Linked DNA regions of Mus musculus: regions 1, 2 and 3 are each linked to region 4. Evidence: chromatin loops called from intact Hi-C (ENCODE). Cell type or tissue: left cerebral cortex. All regions are shown on one strand.

The links. Hi-C counts contacts between places; a loop is a spot of excess contacts. Peaks named below come from ENCODE experiments on the same cell type or tissue, not always from the same donor. Only the 100,000 strongest peaks of a DNase experiment are listed, where the experiment ranks them.
Region 1: a loop joins it to region 4, with 6 times the contacts of the local background. A loop is called at or near these places in 24 of 42 quality-filtered maps.
Region 2: it touches region 4 in a loop (9-fold over the local background); 32 of 42 quality-filtered maps call a loop at or near these places.
Region 3: it touches region 4 in a loop (4-fold over the local background); 19 of 42 quality-filtered maps call a loop at or near these places.

What each region holds. Positions count from the first base shown.
Region 1 is chr8:121,923,030-121,928,029 of GRCm38, reverse strand. Car5a (carbonic anhydrase 5a, mitochondrial) reads left to right here. Exons shown (of 7, transcript NM_007608.2): 3 at 829-947; 4 at 4,168-4,263; 5 at 4,413-4,475. Among named protein-coding and RNA genes, the nearest start is that of BC048644, 18 kb to the right of the region's middle. In left cerebral cortex, CTCF peaks have their summits at 489 (motif pointing left) and 2,200 (motif pointing right); DNase peaks (open chromatin) are centred at 500 and 2,201; H3K27ac peaks cover 808 bases.
Region 2 is chr8:121,907,921-121,912,920 of GRCm38, reverse strand. BC048644 (cDNA sequence BC048644) reads right to left here. Exons shown (of 2, transcript NR_167716.1): 1 at 4,908-5,000. Among named protein-coding and RNA genes, the nearest start is that of BC048644, 2.6 kb to the right of the region's middle. In left cerebral cortex, a CTCF peak has its summit at 2,979 (motif pointing right); a DNase peak (open chromatin) is centred at 2,998; H3K4me3 peaks cover 498 bases; H3K27ac peaks cover 1,900 bases.
Region 3 is chr8:121,931,670-121,936,669 of GRCm38, reverse strand. All of the region lies in intron 2 of Car5a (carbonic anhydrase 5a, mitochondrial), which reads left to right. Among named protein-coding and RNA genes, the nearest start is that of Car5a, 11 kb to the left of the region's middle. In left cerebral cortex, CTCF peaks have their summits at 1,173, 1,953 (motif pointing right) and 3,342 (motif pointing right); DNase peaks (open chromatin) are centred at 1,147 and 1,950; H3K27ac peaks cover 762 bases.
Region 4 is chr8:121,848,089-121,853,088 of GRCm38, reverse strand. Gm26812 (a long non-coding RNA gene) reads right to left here and starts at 1,224. Exons shown (of 4, transcript XR_879277.2): 1 at 1,109-1,224. In left cerebral cortex, CTCF peaks have their summits at 12 (motif pointing right), 1,936 (motif pointing left) and 2,942 (motif pointing left); DNase peaks (open chromatin) are centred at 523, 1,387, 1,930 and 2,929; H3K4me3 peaks cover 454 bases; H3K27ac peaks cover 719 bases.

The DNA.
Region 1 (5,000 bases), 75 kb before region 4:
CTGCTGTGAACAGACACCATGACCAAGACAACTCTTCTAAGGGCAATCTTTAATTGGGACTGACTTACAGGTTCAGAGGTTCAGTCCATACTCATCAAGGCAGGCATGGTGCAGGCAGAGCTGAGAGTTCTACATCTTCATCTGAAGGCTGCTCGTGGAAGACTGACTTCCAGGCAGTTAGGATGAGGGCTTTAAAGTCCATACCCACAGTGACACACCCACTCCAACAAGGACACACTCACTCCAACAAGGACACACCTTCTAATAGTGCCACTTCCTGGGCCAAGCATACACAGACCATCACAGTCAAGGGGATCAGAAATTCAAAGCCATCCTTGGTTACAAACAGAATCCATTGCCAGCTTGAGCCACATGAGACGCTTTCTCAGAAGAAAAGAAACTCTTTGGAACTCCTTGTAGGATTAGCACACATCTCAGAAATCATCCTGTGTCTCTGTGTAGTCACATGTAGAGACTCGAGGTTCTTACCGCCATCTAGTGACTGTGCTCGGAGTTGGCCTTCCGCTATCCTAGACCTTAGTGTGAACCTGCTGTGGTAGGCTCTGCTCTAGGACTGAGGTGGCCATACCCTGGCCGGGCTCACCTTTCATGGACCTCCCTGGGTTTTGCAGCACAGCGATCGGGGTGTGTGTGTGTGTGTGTGTGTGTGTGTAGAAGGTTGCCCCCATCACACACAGATACACACAGACACACACAGACACACACACACACACACACACACACACACAGACACACACACACACACACGGAGACAGTGCTGGGCCTACTCAGTAGTCCAGGTTCATGTGTCTCTTCTCTTGCTTGCAGGGATCAGCGGTGGGCCTCTGGGAAACCACTACAGGCTGAAGCAGTTTCATTTCCACTGGGGAGCAACAGATGAATGGGGCTCAGAGCACGCAGTGGACGGCCATACCTACCCAGCTGAGGTTCGTAAACACTGTGAGACAACACACGATTGGGTGCTTTCAATCTCAGTCCGACTACAGGGTGACTAGACCTCACTGTCGCCTTACACACACACACACACACACACACACACACACACACACACTTACAAAGTGCCCAAAAGCAGCTGAACCCACTTAATTATCGCTGCTTTATATGGTGAAGTGGAAGGGGGTGCCTCTGTGGGCCCAGGCTGAAACACCCCCTTCCCCTTGAGGTACCAGCCACACGATGAAAATAGTACCTCGGATATAGTATGAATAGAGTTTATTTAGGGTATGGGGAGGGCAATTGAGGGGGTAGAGACAGAGAACGGCAGAGAGAGAGGAGAGAGGGGGAGGGGATAGGGGAGAAAAGGGACAGAGAGGCTAAGAGAGTAAGAGATTAAGAGGGTAAGAGAGTGAGAGAGAGGAGGGACAAATAGCCCCCCCTTTTTAAAAAGAGTTATGTATTTAGTTTATGTATGTGAGTACATTGTAGCTGTCTTCATGCATACCAGAAGAGAGCATCGGATTCCATTACAGATGTTTGTGAGCCACCGTGTGGTTGCTGGATCTCTGGAAGAGCAGTCAGTGCTCTTAATCACTGAGCCATCTCTCCAGCCCAAAACAGCCTCTTTTATAGTGAGTCAGGCATACCTGGCTGCTGCCAGGCAACTGTGGAGCGGAGCCTAGAAGAAATGCTAACACAGGTGACCACCAAAAATAAATCAAAGAAGCTGAGGCGATGTCTGGAGACCTCTGGGCACGACATCACCGACATTTTCCAACAGAATGGAAAATGGAAGCCGGGCGTGGTGGTGCACACCTTTAATCCCAGCACTAGGGAAGCAGAGGCAGGCAGATTTCTGAGTTCGAGGCCAGCCTGGTCTACAAAGTGAGTTCCAGGATAGCCAGAGCTATACAGAGAAACCCTGTCTCAAAAAAACAGAAAAAAAATGAAAGGAAGAAAGAAAAAAGGAAAAAGAAAAATGGAGCGTCCGTGTGGTGATAAACCATAAGGTTACTACCTCAGCTCTCAAATTGCCGGATTGCCATAATTACCTTGTCACTCCCATCTCTGCCCCCTCCTCTTCTCACCCTCTGCCTTCCACCCCCAACAATTGGATGTACACTCAATATTTTGGCTCTCATCGATCTCTGGTTGGAGACGTGAACCAGAGTCTAGCTAAAGCCACAGATGGGAGTCCAGTGGTTGTTGTTCATTCGGAAGTGATACGTGTGGCCACTAGAGGGCGCACAGCGTCTATCCTCAGCTAGTGGCAATCAAAGTTCTTGTGAGCAGACCCTGGTCCCTGAAGATTCATGGTTAGGCACAATTGAGAATGCCTCTACCCCAGCTTTTGTGCTTAGGGGAAACTTGTGCCCTGTGCTGTATCCAAGGAGCCCCGGAACTCCCTCTGACAAAGCCGTCATATTTGCACGGAACCCACGCACATCCTTCTATGTAGCCATCCTCAGCTCTAACATAGAGGACTCAGATATACATAAAATAAATCTTTTTTTTTCTTTTTTTCCTTTTCTTTTTTTCTTTTTGTTTGTTTTTTCGAGACAGGGTTTCTCTGTGTAGCCCTGGCTAACCTGGAACTCACTTTGTAGACCAGACTGGCCTCGAACTCAGAAATCCGCCTGCCTCTGCCTCCCAAGTGCTGGGATCAAAGGCGTGCGCCACCACGCCAGGCTCATAAAATAAATCTTAAGAGAGAGACAGAGACACTAACATACTATGAGTCCAACTTGAATAGTTGTTGCTATTTATTTCATTTCAAGAAGAACACTGGGGGCTGGAGAGGTAGCTTAGTGGTTAAGAGCACTGACTGCCCTTTCGAAGGTCCTGAGTTCAAATCCCAGCAACCACATGGTGGCTCACAACCATCCATAATGAGATCTGATTCCCTCTTCTAGGGTGTCTGAAGACAGCTACAGTGTATTTACATAATATAGTAAATAAATAAATCTGTAAAGAAAAAGAAAAACACTGACGTAATATTTTTATTCCAAATAGATACAAAATCCTTGGGTGGGAAGATAGAGTGCCCCCTGGCTGACACAGAGGCCTTCTTGCTGCCTTATGAAGGACTCTGCTTTATTTCTTCCCGTTGTGAATTCCCCCAGTGCCTCACAAGGCATGTAAGGTCTACAACCTTACATGCAAGAAATAGAAGGGTTACAAAATAAAGACAGGGCAGAGTCCAGGGTCAGACGCCAGGTATGATGTTCGGGGACTTACCTCTCTGAGAAACTGCTCAGTGCTGACAGTCCAGCGTCTTATCTGGTGACCCTTGTTCCAAGTGACATGTCGGTACAGATGATCAAACTACTCACTTCTGTCTTGACAACTCAAAACACTTTTTTTCTCTCTCTTTTTTTTTCATTTTTCATTTTTTTCTCATTTTGGAAATGCTCTTGAACTTGCTGGGGATTGAACACAGGCCAATGTTTTATTATTGTTGTTGTTGATGTTATTAAAGATTTGTTTTATGGTTGAGTGCTCTATCTGCACGTACACCTGTGTGACATAAAAGGGCATCAGATCTCATCACAGATGGTTGGGAGCCACCATGGGGTTACTGGGAATTGAACTCAGGACCTCTGGAAGAGCAGTCAGTGCTCTTAACCACTCAGCCATCTCTCCAGCCCCCAGGCCAGTATTCTTAACTGCACACTTCCTCCAACAAGCCCACCCTCTTAAACTTCCTTAAACAGTGCCTCCCCCACCCCTACTGGAGACCAAATGTTCAAATACACAAGTTCATGGTGGACAGTCTCATTCAAGCCACCGCAACCCTTACGGAGTGTATGCAGACGGGAACACGCCCTGGTGGAGGCCCGGACTGTGTACGTGGAGAAAGTGGGTAAAAGGAAGCTTGCATACAATGCTTGCCTCTTCTGACTGTGGACGTGATGTGACGAGTGGCCTCAGGCTCCTGCTGCCTTGAGTTGCCCGCCATAATAAACGGTACCTTTGAACCGTGAGCTAAAATAAACCCTTTCTCCTTCCGGTTGTCTTTGTCTGGGTGTAGTGTCACAGCGGCAGGAAGGGAAAGTAAAGCAAGAGTCTTCTCCCTCTCTTCCGGCCACCAGCACTTTGAGTACGCATGTGACAATGGCGTGACCCATGGGTGTGCCGGACGGAGAGTGGCGTGGCTGCTGTTTCTGCTGCACTGCGCTGTGTTAACATTCTCTTTCTACCCTGTTTCAGCTCCATCTGGTTCACTGGAATTCCACGAAATATGAAAATTACAAGAAAGCCTCCGTGGGGGAGAACGGGCTGGCGGTCATCGGCGTGTTTCTGAAGGTAGCGTCTGCTGGGCGGCCACGCCTCTCGCACTGAGAATGGCGGGTCCGGTCATCAACAATGGCCTTTCGCACACTGCCCCTCTTGCGAGCACAGTGTGTTTCCATTGTCTGCTGCCCAGGCTAACACTCTGTGTCTGTGGTACACAGCTCGGGGCGCATCACCAGGCCCTGCAGAAGCTGGTGGATGTCTTGCCGGAAGTAAGACACAAGGTAAGAATCGTGAAACCAGCACAGTTGGGCACCCCAGTTGCCAGAGCAACGACTCACTCAGGAAAATTCAAAGAGTTTGGCAGAGGCTGTGGGGTTCTGGTTCTGGGAAGAGAAGGTAAGGGCCAGTAGGTCCTAAGTAAGACCCTTGCCACGAGCTGGATTTGGACATAGAGCATAGAGATTGGTGGCCTATGTCTGTAATTCCAGCCCTTGAGAGGGCCGAGGCAGGAGAGTAGCCAAAAGTTCAAGGCTAGTCTGGGCTACATAATGAGTTCCAGGCTAGCCTGGGATTACAGAATGAGACTTTTTAGAAACAAACAAGAAAGAGGACTCAGGTGTAGCTCTTGTTGGTGGAGACCTCACTGTGCATGCACAAGGCCTTGGGTTCAACCCCCTGCACCGGCATAAACTGCATGTGTGGGAGACAGCTGCAGTCTCAGGACTTGGAAGCTGGAGGGTCAGAAGTTGACCTCCCCCCAACCCCCCATGTGAGACAAGGATCCTGGACTCCTTGGGATGGCCAAA
Region 2 (5,000 bases), 60 kb before region 4:
ACCCAGGTCCTATGCTTGTGTGTCCCAGACCTCTGAGACTCATGCAGCAAGGGGAAAGCAGTATTCACGAGAGGGAATTCCTGAATCTCAAATGCAGGCACAGAGCTGCTTCCACCAGGCCAGACCGTGTGGAAAACTTGATGGGAAAGGAGCTTGGGCCTCAGGTTCTTTGAGCAACAGGACTCTTCTGTGTGTGCCAGGAAATGGGATTGTGGCCCAGGTCTCAAGATTGGAGCCTGGGACAAGCCACAAAGGAGTCACATTAATCATTCATGATCATCCATTCTCATAGGGTCTCAGAGGCAGAGAAAGCAAGGTGGAGGCACTTACTGGGAGAGAGGGTCTTAGCCCCACGGCACCTCCATGCCATACTCAACAAGAACTCAGACAGGAGCCTGCAGCGACACTTTCCTCTGAGGGCAGGGATGTCTCTGTCGCCTAAAACATTTCCCTTTTGTTAGCTATTTTTAAAAAGCCATGTTAGCCTCGACACTGAAACTCTCAGGAAGAAGTCTGAGCCTGGACACATTGCTACAAAACTACAAACAAAAACTAGAAGGAAGGTCTTTGATATCAGCCCTCAAAGCAGCAGAGCAAAAAAACAAAGGCTCCTGCCTCCCTCGCAGCCCTGGTCTGCTCAGACGGCACACCATTGTCTTCAGAATATCTGGCCCAACTTTGAAAGTTCAAGGCTCTGTCCTTGGCTCTTGTGTTTGTTACTTTCTCTGTGTTTAAGAATGTGTGAGAACTCTTGCTGGGTCCCCATGAAGAGGCCACGTTTGGCCAATCTCCCAATACTGCCTCGTTGGGACAAAAGCCACAGTCTCGGCAGTGATGGCCGTCTCTGTACCCTACTCCCCAACCCCTGACCCTCGCCCATTCTGTGTTATCAGCCTCTATCAGCCCCAGAGCACAGGCAGCCATTCTGAGACCTGAGAAACCTCCCCCTTTCTGGATACTCAGTCCCCTCGAGTAGTGTCCTTGGGGAAGTCCCCGCGGCCTGGCTGTGTCCGTCTTCAGCTGTGCTCTGTGGTCAATGGCTACTGCACAGCTCAAGACTTTATCCCTCTGTTGACAGTGGGCTGTGGTGCCTGCCACCATAGCACATAACTTGACACTCAGAGGCCCCTTCAAGCTCCTACATCTCTCTTCCCAGAGCCACAGACACTGAGGGATGCCTGGTCTCTAAGCTGTTTGGCTTAGCTGTTGCCCTTCCTCTCACTGTTCTCACCAAATTTACTTCTCTGAATGGGGAAGTATCTGCGTGTGTGGTTGTGAGACAGACATGGTCCTTCAGCCTCTGTTCCAGAAGCTTCTTGTGGTACCGAGGCTTAAGCACCTGTTTCTCTCGGAGGGAGCCGGGTCCTCCGCTCTCTTGCAGACCAGCTGTGTGGTGTGTGATACCATGACTGCTGGCAAGAGCCACTCCTTCCTGTCCTTAACCTCTGCCTCTGCCATGCTCCCTACCCATCTCTGTGTTCAGGGAGACAGCGGGGAGCAGTCTGCTTCCACCTCAGGCCCCTCATTGATGGCCTGAGGAGCCTGTAAAGGAACAGGGCCTACATGTTTCACTCAAGCTTGAGACAGGGCCTCACACACCCACACCAGCCTAGAACACGTGATCCTCCTGCCTCAGCTTGCTGAGACTTGGGTTTGCAGGCGTGGACCACCAGGCAGATCGATCATGGCCTTCTTGGGTTCAGGGGCAGAGTCTGTGTCCACAGGAGGAGAGAGAGGCCAGCTGTGTTTCTAGGGCTGAGATTAATCTCGTCAGAATTTCCTGTCAGTCTGGGGATCTTTCTCAGTAGCACTCAAATGCTCCTGAATTTGGAAGTTCCCAAAACTCACGGTGGCTCACAACCCTCTGTAACGCCAGTTACAGGGGAACCCAATGCCCTCCTCTGTCCTCTGTGGGCACCAGGCACACACTGGGTACACAGATACACATGTAGTCAAAACACCCATCTACATAAAATAAATCTTTGAAAAATTAAGTATTTTAAGCAACAACAACAACAAACCGAGGCAGGGTTCATAAAAAATGGCTCAGCGGTTAAAGATGCTTGTAGCCAATCCGAATGGCCCGAGTTCAACCCTTGGTACTGATGTGATAGAGAGAGAGGCGCGACTGCACACACTTCCATCTGCAGAAACGCTCCGGTTACTGTGCCGCTGTTGTGTGGCTTTTCATGGGTAGATGCAAACAGACTTCTACTCATCCCCAGATAGCGCACTGACAGGCCCGGTTCCATGCAAGTCCAAGTTGGTGAGTGTGGTGGTTTGTATATGCTCAGCCCAGGGAGGGACTATTAGAAGGCGTAGCCTTGTTGGAGTAGGTGTGTCACTGTGGGTGTGGGCTTTAAAACCCTCATCCTAGCTGCCTGGAAATCAGTATTCTCCTAGAATGAAGATACAGAACTCTCAGCTCCTGCGCCATGCCTGCCTGGATGCTGCCATGCTCCTGCCTTGATGATAATGAACTGAATCTCTGAACCTGTAAGCCAGCCCCAATGAAATGTTGTCCTTATAAGAGTTGCCTTGGTCATGGTGTCTGTTCACAGCAGTAAAACCCTAACTAATACAGTGAGTGAGCTTACTGTACCCAGCTACTTACAGCAGCATAGGTGACCAGATAGCAGTGTCAACATAGCAGTATCTATACTAAGTCCCCTTACCTCCCCAGTCAACCTTCTACCTCCCTAATGCTCTGCCACACCCAGACACATGTACCTAGGGTGGGAGAGCACACCTGGGAAGTACCGGCCAGAGGGCCGAAGGGGGGCTCCGATGACCCGCCCCGCCCCTTTCTTCTATGAAGGACTGTACAAGGTACGCATTCTCGTTTCAAGATGGAGATAGGAAGACAGGCTCCCCAACATCCAATCAGTCCAACACCATTTTAAATAAATTACTGACCAGTTGAAGAGCTAACCACTAGGAACACACACCGGGAGCCCCAAGTCAGGAAATTTAAGATGAAACTGCTCCTCCATCCACCAGTAGATGGCGCCCCTGGAAAACATTTCAGTCTTAGCTGTTTGAAGAGGTGTTGGGGGGGGGGGGGGCACCAAACAGAGATAATACACACCAACGGTTGCTTTGCAGGAAAAAGTTTAAGGTCTTATCTAACGCTGTGATAAGCAGCAGCAGAATCACGAGCCAGGGGTCTCGGGGACATTCACTGGGTATTGTCACCAGAGCAGCTTCTGCCCAGGGCTCAGGTCCCCCTCTTGATCTCTTGTTCATTCTCTCTCTGAACTCCAGACCCAGAAGAGCCATTTGAACCTGCTGTGTTCCTCCACGACCACCGTCCTTGGCCTCTGGTAGTGGCTTTGACTTAACTATGGTTGTGATTTTATACCTCCTTGGACTATTGCTATCTCTGGTTCAAATCAAAGCTTTCCCACGGCTGCGATGCAGAACCCAGATTCCACTGGGAACAAGGACAGATTCCAAAAGAAGCAAGGGTTAGTTAGCCACCCACAGGTGAGAGGTAAGCAGGCTGCTTGCCTGGAGGTAGGAGGCCGTGAGGCTGCGCATACTGGGCAGGCAAGTTACACAACTGCAGAACTGGCTTCCTCGTTTACTATGAAGTGTTTCTAAGAGTTGCCACGTGTCCTATTAAGTTAGACGATGTACCTTGGAATCTTAGCGATGTCTCAGTGGGTTGGTGGTATGCTTTTAGCCCTCTGAAAGGACTATGTCAAGAATGAGAAGCAAGTTTCTCAATCTTCCCAAAGCCATCAGTTTAGGCAGTCTGTACTGTGGCATGGTTAATGTTGGTGTGACCTTTTAGCTCCATGGCTTCCCACTGCTCAGGCTACAGAGATACCAGCTTGTCATTGCTTGTGAATGGCTGACATACTGGGGGTTGGGGGAGGTAGCTCCAGTGACCCTTGGAGTCTTTGGCTGAACACCTCCCCGACATGGGCTTCCAAGGGGCAGCTCTGGCATTCTTGGCTGCAGCAGTAGATCCAAAGATGGGGAGAAGTTTGAATTTCTTCATTGGTCATGCCTCAGCAGTGGGGAAGGCTTGGCAGACTGGACAGTTTAGCAGAGCATACAGGGCTCTGTATCCTTACAAGTCTGAAGGTTCTTAAATTAAGCCCCCCCCCCCACCTTCCCTTCTGCTTGTCTGTGAGTTTTCCTGGGGACTCCTTTGGACAGAAAATGGAACAGCTGGTGAAAAGGAGGGGGTCTTGGGGCTCCTGGACTTATCTTGACCAATGAAATTTTCCAAGCGTACCATCAGCTCAAATTACACAGCCCATACCACGAGGGCTTGAACCCACTTCCTTGAGCTCACCGGTGGGCGTCACGAAGATGCCAGAGCTGATAATGGTGCCCACGATGATGGCACCAGGCCTGGGATGCTGAACCTTCCAGATGTGTGACCACATTATCTCAAAAACCCTCTTACCTAAGATTTCCTAAGAATGACAACCTAAAGCCCTTTCACCCTACAGTAGATTGGGTTGGTTCCCTTCTAAAACTTGCTTCTCCAGATTGGGTGTACCACTAATCGAGCTTTTGTCAAGACCCTCCTTGGGACCAGATGGATATCTAAGTCCAGGAGTAAGCTGGCTACCATTCTGGTCTATTCTTCCGTTTCCTCCAGAGCTGACGGATCATTTCGCCCTCAGACTCGTTTCCTCTGGACCAAGTTGGACTATAGGGGTGCCTCACCCCACAACCCACCCCCACTTATCCTAGATAAGATATTTATCCTTCATCTCCCAGACGCACAGGATATGCACACTGGAGGAAGCGGAGATAAACACCCGCGAGGCAGGGCCAGGATTCCGGGCAGGTGTTGGGACTATACACTGAGCCACCCCCCTTCCGGTGCTTTCTCCCTTGACAAGTCCTCTGCGCCGCCTGGGGCGGGAGAAGAAGCACGCCCTTACCAATCGGCCCTGACATCCTGCACAGGACTTGTGAGGAGGTGTGAGTCGACTCTCCACCCGCGTACAACATTCGGATCTTGTGAAACACGCCGC
Region 3 (5,000 bases), 84 kb before region 4:
GCAGCCTTGCACTGTGGGTGGACAGCAGCCTTCCAGTTTGACCTCAGCCTGACCCCACCCCTGGCGTCACCACCTTCCTCATCTGGATCAAAAGGATGCTCCCCACCCTGCGCAGACAGATGGAAAGAACCATCTGGGTGTCTTCCATCACATAAACTAACAGCGCATCCTTGGCTCGCATCGGCCCGGGCCAGTCTGCTTTCACTGTATCCATCCTGCGCCTTCCCTCCTCGCCTGGCTCGCTTTCTACATTTTTCTGTCCCTTCCATTTGAGTCCATCGGAAATCAGGAGCAGAGGATGGAAAACGCCAAGGGGGGGGGGGGTGGAGGGCAAGACACCACAGAAAAGTTTCCAGCCAGAATGAGGAAATGAACCTTCCACTTAAAACAAATAAAGAAAAGAAAAGGAAAACTGGATGGAAAAGAAAGAGCAGAAGTGTCCGTCTCCTGAGGTACCTAAGTGGATGGGAGGCACGGGGTGTGGAGGCAGTTTTATGGAAAGTGTGATTGTTTGGGTCTCTGTTTTGCCAAGTGCCAGCAACTGTAGTCACAAACCATCAGGAGGCATCAGACAGTTGCCCAGGAAGTCAGAGAAGGCAGAGGAAGCCTTCCAGGAGGTAAGGGATGCAGTCTCTTGTAGATTGTTAGAGGGATGAACTGCAGAGGCAGGTACTACATTCAAATGGCTGAAGACCACCAATCCAAAGGCCTGGGGGGGGGGGCAGCAGAGAGATGGTGGAGAGAAACAGATGGAAGCAGAGGACAGAGGGATGAAGGGGAGCCACCCCGGACATAGCAGCCAGGCCCGGAGGCTCAGCACTGCTGAGCCCCACGTGAGCCAGCTCACCATGTAAGTTTCACACTTGCAGGTGGCTCATCTTCTTTCCTGGGGATAGGGATGAGATTGGGGGGAGCATGAAATGATGCTCCAAGCAGCAAACTGGGCCATGGGCAGCAGAGAGTGTGTGTATCCGAGAGAGTATTACTCTACTCACCGGTGGATGGTGTAAGATCAGCCAGACCGTCAGTCTCCTTTGTTACTGAAGTCGCAGGCTGGCTCCACGGAACTGAAAGGAGGCATTGAAAACCTGGGTACCTGGAACCCTGCCAAAGGATTAAGCATTCAGCAGAGGACCTCTTCTTCGCCTGCTGTGGTCCCAGCCAAGTGCTGGCTGCATGCCCTTGTGATGCTGTCCACTAGAGGGACCGCCAAGAAGCAGGAAGCAGACATTAGCCCAGAGCTCAGGGTGGGCTTTCTCTGGTCACAGTGGATGTGGTCACTAAGACCTACTCAGTCAGTACAAGCAACTATGTATTGGTGATGCCCAGAGAACAGCTGCCGCTGAAGTTACTCTGTAACAATCCTGGAAAGAAAGAAGACAGTCTGAAGGGGATGCTTCAGCCATCAGACTGTGGAAACAAAGCACAACAGAGAATTATATTTTCCCCAGGAATTCCACACAGGAAGGGAAAGGCTGAATCCTGGCATCAGCCTCCCCCCAAACTCTCCCCCTCCCCCCCTGTAGAGAGATGAGCTGAGACAGTGGAAGGTCACTGCTGGGTAGGTCACAGAGTCTCTGCATATTTATACTCTTTGCATATTTAAACCCAAGCCTCCTGTCAGGTCCCAAGGGTGGTTGTTGGCAACACTGAAAACAGTTCCTTTCTCTGTATGATCTGTGAAAATATCTTTAAGTGGGATTTTAGGGAGGAGGGGCTGAGCCTAGCTTGCTGGGGGCTGCCAGAGCCCCCAGGCTTTGCCTGTAAAACTTCCCCGAATATTTTCACAGTCCACCATGGCCTCTGCTCCTCTAGGTGACAACTGACAGTCGCCACCAAAGCCAAGAGATCCCAAAGGAGCCCAAGTCCAAAACTGCTGCTGCTGGCCACCACAGGCCTGACTCCCAGGGTCAGCTTGTAAACTTAGAGCTCTCAGATTTTACTTCTGTCCACCAGGGGTCACCAGTTGCAGGTCAGAGAAAGGCCCTGCCTGACAAAACAAACCAAGAGGAAGCACCAGACAAATGGAGGCTCCTGCCTGGACAGGTGACCTGGAAATGAGGCAAGGAGAGCAGCAGCCAGGCCTCCTTCCTCATTTTTCTGGTCTCTACCGTGTCTCTCAACAGACCCCAAGCTCCAAGATAGCCCTCCACGGTCATAGCTAAGTGGGATGCCTTCTAGGGCATCTCCATTAGAGAGAAGGCTCCAGGGATGGATCCCTGAGCCTGACCAGGAAGGTGTAGATTGGTGAATTCAAGATGTTTCATAAAGCCAAGGAGAGACAAGTACTCAGAAGAGCCTCTTCTAGGGGATGCTGGCTCCCTTCTTTCTTCCTTCCATCTTTTTTTCTTTGTCTTTCTTGGTCTTTTGACTAGGACTCACTGAAACCAACTGGGAGTCACTATGAGACTCAAAACTCAAAATGTCCTCTGCCTCAGTCTCCTGAGACCTGGGATGGCAGGTGTGTGCCACCAGGCCTGGCTCTTGATGCACGATTTTTCTGAAGACGTGTCTGCCAATGTCCTTACAGAAAGGTCCTGCCCTGGGAGAAGCAGTGTCTGTTTCAGGTGCTGTGTCGGTCCCAAAGATGGAGGGTGTGATGGTTTGTATGTTCTTGGGCCAGGGAGTGGCACCATTTGGAGGTGTGGCCTTGTTGAGGTAGGTGTGCCACTGTAGAACTCTCAGCTCTGCCTGCACCATGCCTGACTGGATGCTGCCATTATCCCAACTTGATGATAATGGACTGAACCTCTGAACCTGAAAGCCAGCCCCAATTAAATGTTGTTTTTATAAGACTTGCCTTGGTCATGGTGTCTGTTCACAGCAGTAAAGCCCTAACTAATACAGATGGGAAAGAGCCCGAACCTGAATCATCATGGCTAATTTAACTAAAGCATGCTGTTAATCAAAGCAAGTTTTTAAAAATCCCTGTACACAGGCTGCCTTCCCCTAAAAGCAGGGTTTGAGAGGTCAGCACTGGATGAGAGGAAGATAAGAATTTTATAACTCAGGATTAGGGGGCTACAGGGTCACAGAAAGAGATGGTCAAAACAAGGCCATCACATCAGGTAGCCATAGCAATGCAACCATAGGGGCTATATAACCTTTTGACAGGTAGGGGTGCAAGATGGTTATAAACAACTTTTTTTAAAGAATTCATATATATGTAAACTGTAGGTGTAGAGATGGTTGTGAGCCTTCATGTGGTTGTTAGGAACTGAATTTTTAGGACCTCTGCTCACACTCCGGTCTGCCCAGCTTGCTCAGTCCCTGCTCGCTTTGACCCAAAGATTTTATTATTATACCTAAGTACACTGTAGCTGACTTCAGACCCACCAGAAGAGGGCATCCCAGGACCATTAGTAGTTAAGGCTACAGGAGGGGCACGGCCCAATCCTTGAAAAACAGAGGTTTAATCATAAACAGTCACGAACCTAGTTTGTCTTTACTCTAAAATGGGTTTGAAACCTAAAACAGAGACAGGCTGGCTCTTCAGCTGTCCCTTGACCCTGACAGTCTCAGTAGCCCCAATGACGGACTATCGGTACAGTAAGGTACAGTAAGTGGCTGTGGTTTGCGGAGCCCTCTGAGTCACCGAGGAGCTCACGTTTGCTCTTTGTTCCTGTGAAACAGAGGCCACTTTCCTTCTACAAATGTCATCTATGAGCTACAGAGAAAAGTGCAAAGCCACAGTGTGTGGAGGCCAGGGCTGATCTTAGCATGGCCTGGTGTTCAAGTCTACACTCTATGGGGCTTGTCGTGCCCTTTGAGCACTGCCAAGAGCTGTTGATCAGCCGTGACTTGTCCTCTCTTAGGGAGGACTGGGCACAGGGAAGCTCTTTGGCCTTGGACTTCACAGGTTGGCATCTGGTTAAATTCTGGGGTGACACCTGAACATGCCAGCCTCTGCAAGAGTCCGGTGTTTGTGCTTTTGACGCACAAGGGCTTCCCAAGCCTCTCTTGGTCTGATTTTAAGCCCCAAAGCAGACGCTGTTCCTGCCAAAGATTTGCTCTGTCCTGGGGAAAGCTGAGAATTACAAATAGGTGGCTATTCGGAGGGACTGCTGTAACAGAGGAGACCAGTCATCTCAGTGAGCCTCGAATGTTAATAGTTATTTTACTTGGAGAGTCTGACTCTGGCTGATGTAACCGCCCTATTTTAATCTCCATTATCTCAGAGGTAGCTACTCTCAAAGAACGCAGAGTGATTGGTAAACCCGCAGGCCTCAGGGGATGAATCTGGCTGTTGAAAGTCTTGGCGGGGGCAGGGCTGGCAAGCAAAAGGCTCTCTTTCCCAAGACTCGGCCTGCTGCCTTATAAATTAGTGATTGTATTATCATTACGAAAAGGTCAGTTATCTATTATTTTATCTGATTCGGTAGCCTTGATCTCCGGTTCCTTTCTCCAAGGAAAGTAACAGGGCATGGCTTTGAACTCTGGGACCAAAGTCAAAGACTTAAGTGTTCAGCAGGAGCTGGGTCAACAGGTCACCTGGCACAGGTACTCCTCACTGCCTGTGGGCTGGTTAGTTTTATGTCAACCTGACATAACCCATTGTCCTTTTAGAAGAGAGACTCTCGGGCTGGTGAGATGGCTCAGTGGGTAAGAGCACCCGACTGCTCTTCTGAAGGTCAGGAGTTCAAATCCCAGCAACCACATGGTGGCTCAAAACCATCCAAAACGAGATCTGACTCCCTCTTCTGGAGTGTCTGAGGACAACTACAATATACTTACATATAATAAATAAATAAATAAATAAATAAATAAATAAATAAATAAATCTTTAAAAAAAAAGAAAGAAAGAAAGAAAGAAGAGACTCTCTCAGTTGAGAAGATGCCTTCACCATATTAGTCTGGGATCAGATTGGTCTTGACTGATGACGTGGGAGGACCACGCCCACTGTGGGTGTAGCCAAATCCGGGCCGGTGGTCCTGGTTTCTATAAGAAAGCAGGATGAACGAACCATGTGGAACCATGTGGAGCAAGCCAGTCAGCAGCA
Region 4 (5,000 bases):
TATATGTAAGTACACTGTAGCTGTCTTCAGACACACCAGAAGAGGGCGTCAGATCTCATTACGGGTGGTTGTGAGCCACCATGTGGTTGCTGGGATTTAAACTCAGGACCTTTGGAAGAGCAGTCAGTGCTCTTAACCGCTGAGCCATCTCTCCAGCCCCTCAGATCTATTCTTTACTGCTCATAATCACAGACAGGCATCCTCTGCAGCCACTTGCTAATACTCTCAAGCACCCACCCTAATAGTGATTCTAGAACCTGGGCTACATTCTCAAAGCATTCCAGTACTCAGGGGCAGACCACACCCATCACGTTCTACTACTTAGACGACTGCCATCCTAGGGGTCTCCCCACAGACGCCCTTCCTTCAGGTGGCTCCACCTTAGTTTCTTATCTCACTCCTCTCTACACTACATACGCTTCAGTCACCAACACCTCCAGCTACGTCAGTATTTCCTCTGCAGACACCCCACCCTCAGACAGCACGGCTTTAGCCGGCTGTCTCAGTACCCTTGGCAGGATAAATGCCAGGGCTGTCACTAAACTTATCTCTGGTTTTGTTAAATCCTATGCCAATGTACAGCAAGAATCTTTGCCCTGGATGTGTGGGTGTGTGAGTGGGAAACAAGTCCCATTTACCCTCCTTGTAAGGTCCCAGTGACAAACCAAAGTTCAAGTACACCAAAGGTCACCCAGGGGAACCAATGAGCTTGTGGGGTTCATGGGCAGGGGACCTTAAAGCAGTCACCCCAGGAGGATCTGCACTCAGCAGGGACAATGGCTCTCCACAGCCCTCCACAGAGACCCTTCCCTAATCCTCTGGAACCTAGGCTCCTGAGGCCGCGTGAAGTTAGGGTAGAATTGCATACAACTGACTGGGAGAGCGACTGGATACTCAGCTGAGGGTCCTCTCCTCCTCCTCCTTTATTTATTTATTTTATGTTTGTGAGTACACTGTTTTCTAGAAACAGTGGAAATGAGCCTTGAGAAGAAACTTAGGAAGCAAGTAACAGGAGTGGGGGTGCCAGGCAGGGAGACGGAGTAGGGCAGATTAGGGTGTCCTTGGAGGACACAGGGTTCTCTTGATAGGAAGTACAGAGGGCACTCACTCAGTGTCTGTTTCTTCCTACCCGTTCCTGACGAAGATGCAGGTGAAGGTTAGATTAACACGAGCACACATCTGCCTCTGCTCTGCATGGGGCACATGGCCCCCCCCACTCCTTCATCCTTCCGACACTGTTTATTTTCAAGACAGATGAGCAAACAGTAGTTCACCTGTTTCCATGGACACCTGAGAGATATTTGACGGGCAGTGATTTTTGTGGCTAGCAGCTCTCTCCTAGGCTTGAGCTGGTCTTTTCCTGAGTCTGCGCCCTTCTCGATGGGGGAAAACCAGGCAGGCATCTCCAGATCCCAGAGCCCCCATGTGCTGGCTTGCCAGACTGGATGAAGGGAGACCTTGTGGTCTCTGTCTAGTGTGTTGGGAAGAGGGACCCCACTGTGTGAGTACCAGGACATCAATGGCAAGTCTTCTTGTTACTCTTTAAAACTGTAACCAAGTCTACTCCTCAGTCCCTCTTCAGAACCATAGAGCAAAATGTTTCTCCTACACTGTCGGGAGCCTGCGATGTGGGGAAATCAGAAAAGCCTGCAGCTTCTGCCTTGCTGGTTCCCAAATAGACAGGCCTGCAGGTGAGCCCCATCTCCTCTGTGATAGCGTGCATCTAGCGTCTACACTACGGGACAACAGACACTTTTACTAGATAAAAGCATCCGGCTTGAGGTTCACTCTTGCTGTCAGCTGCTTCAGGATCCGCTCCCCTTCCCCTTCTCCTCCCTCCCGCCTCCCCCATCAGCATGATGCAATATTTGCTTCTTGTGTCTACAAGGCTTCCCGAGCCCCTTCTGAAACTGCTACACTGACCCCTGGTGGCCAACAGAGGCATTGCGGGCTCGGGGCTGCTGCCTAACTTCCTTAGGGTGTTGCATCAGCCCTGTCGTAAGCTGAGACCGAAGAAGTCGCGCCAGTGCCAGTCAGCTCTCAGCACCTGAAAGCCACAAGGGATTCTCCCTGTTTGAGGCCTGATGGCTCATTGTTTCAGGGACCCTGTCTTACATCCGCGTGCGCCTGGCCCCTGATGATCAGGAGCTGGTGGCACAGGAAGTTCGCAGCTGTTGCCGGGCCCAGGACCGACGACCCCTCGGTCTCAGCCTTCTGACTCTCAGGGCACGTGCAGGGACTTAGCCACAGAATAAATAGAATGAACGTAAAAAGTAAAAACAAAAACAAACAAACAACGAAAGGGGCCTAGGGAGATGGTTCGGAAGAGTGGGGAGTAGAATTCTCGGACCCAGCGCCCATGTAAACGCCTAGCAAATGAGGTGGCCCGCCTGAAATCCCAGCTCTTGAGAAGCTGAGGCAGGGGCATGCTTGGGTAGAGCTACCCAGCTAGACTAGACAAATTGGTAAACCCTGCCTGATTGAAGTAGGAGACTCTGCTTCACGTGGCAGCAATCAGAGGAGACACCTGACACGAACCTCTGGCTTTAAGTAAGCCGATTGAAGTCGAATTAAAAGTATAAAGGCAGGTTTATTGGGGGCAGCTTTCAGGAGGGTTCACGGGTCCCAAAGAACGGGGCCAGAAAAGTCACCATGCAGACAGGAACCCACCTACCTGTGTCTCTTGAGGTGAATATTTCGTTTTCTTTCTTCTTATTTTTTTTTTTTTCTTTTTGCAAGTTGGTCCAAGGATGACCTTAAACTGATCTTCCTGCCTCCACCTCCCAAATGTTAGGATTCTTCTGCCTTCCTCTAGAGCTTTTTTTTTTTTTTTTAATATATTCACCATTCTGCCATACCCCAAAGTGTAGCTCTGTGAGCTTCCTGAGGCAAAGTTGGTGGTGGATGAGGTGTGTGGCTGCTGCCCTCTGCTGGCTGGCTGCAGCGCTGTCATTAACATTTTCATCTTGAGGGTAGACCAGGATTACTTTGTAAATTGGGAAATAGCTTCGAAGGTCATAGAAACAGCAAGCAGGCATGATGGCATATGCCGGTAATCCCGATGGCGGCTAGGGGGCAGGGGTGAGGAGAGCATGGCTATCCTCTGCTACATAGTGAAGTCCAGCCCAGCCTGGGCTACTCCAGATCCGCTCTCAAAACCCAGGGAAAAAAAGATTCCCCCTCATATCAACTGGTTGGCTTAGAAATTATATACAGGCAACAATAAAGGAACCAATAAGGTTGTTCTTATGTATTTTGTGTGTGTGTGTGTAGCAATTACAGTTAAAAAAAAGAGGTCATGAATTTGAGAAGAAACAAGGGAAAACAGAGACATTGGAGGAAGGGGAAAAGGGAGGGAGGAATAATGTAATTATATTTCATATTTTAGAATCCTAAAAACAAAACACAGAAATTCCTGCCTGTGATCCCACTGTGAGGAGACTGTGTCCTGATGTGTAGTGTACCCCATGCACTGAAAACTGTAGAGTGATATTTCCTCCTGGGAGTATTCCCCCAGGTATTCCCCCAGGTCTGCTCCAGTAGAGCCTGGGAGGTCCCCTAAGTGCAGCTGTTCTATAGAGGCCCAGGCAGGGAATCAGGCTGGCAGGACGAGAGGAAGGAGAGTGCTGTTGCTGCGGGTGAATTTGCTTTTTCAAAGATAGACTGCAAGCCGGGCGTGGCGGCGCACGCCTTTAATCCCAGCACTTGGGAGGCAGGGGCAGGCGGATTTCTGAGTTCGAGGCCAGCCTGGTCTACAGAGTGAGTTCCAGGACAGCCAGAACTACACAGAGAAACCCTGTCTCAAAAAAAAAAAAAAAAAAAAAAAAGTAATCAAAGATAGACTGCTTCAGTCAGGGCATGAAAGGTACGGGTGATAGCTATCTATCTATCTATCTATCTATCTATCTATCTATCTATCTATCTAGATATCTATCTATCTAGTATATACCAGAGTACACTATCTATCTAGTATATGACAGAGTACTGTCACTGCCATCAGACACTCCAGAAGAGGACATCGGATCCCACTACAGATGGTTGTGAGCCACCATGTGGTTGCTGGAAATTGAACTCAGGACCTCTGGAAGAGCAGTCGGTGCTCTTAACCACTGAGCCATCTCTCCAGCAGGTTAGTTTTTAAAACACCACTCCTATCACAGTTTGGAGCCCCTGGTGCTTTCTCCCTGCCTGCCTCAGGAGCCAGCTAGTTTTCCACGTCGGTGATGTCACAGCCACCACCACACATGCTGATGGCCCCTGGCAGCCGCCCTTAAGTATCAGCTGCAGGGCTGTGGAAACAGTCACGGACTCTCAGTTCCCCTCGAGGTTCTCTTTTACTGATTGTCTGAAGGTTCCAATCAAGGCCACTGGAGGGGCCAGGTGTTTGCTCTTCGTGGAAGCCAGTTCTGAAACTTCCCTTCCGGGCAGGGTGCTAGCCACATCCCCTGTTCTTGGCCCAGTCTGTGAATGATGCAACTGGCAAGGAACTGGTGAAATGAAGTGGAGCAGAGATGCATCGATAAGAGGCACCAGGAAGCTGGCTGCAGAGTGGGTGACATTTGAAAGATTCCTCGGGAATGAATTCCTACCGTCTGATTTCAAGGAAGGCGAGCCTTCCCCTCTGAAGGCTTTCCTCAAACAGTACTGAGAATGGTTTAAAAGCTGCTGTACTTCCCCACGGGCTGTTTCTCTCTTCCATGGCTCCCCTCCCTCTGTCTCTAGTCACCTCTGTACCTCCAGGACATAACTCTTCCCTATTTGTAAGATGTTAGTAAGAACAGTGAACAAAGACTCTCAAAGAAAAAGCTCATAAAGGGGCTTAGGGAATGCCTACCAGGCCCCGAGGGACTGTATCAGATATGCGACTGGCTTATTTAACATCAGATGCTAGTGGAGCCTTCTGCTTTCAAAGTCCGAGAGCCATACACAGTTGTCAGCAAAACTAAGACATGAGGCTTAGCTGGGAGCAGAGCCGGTGCGCATGCTCAGAACTGGTTTGG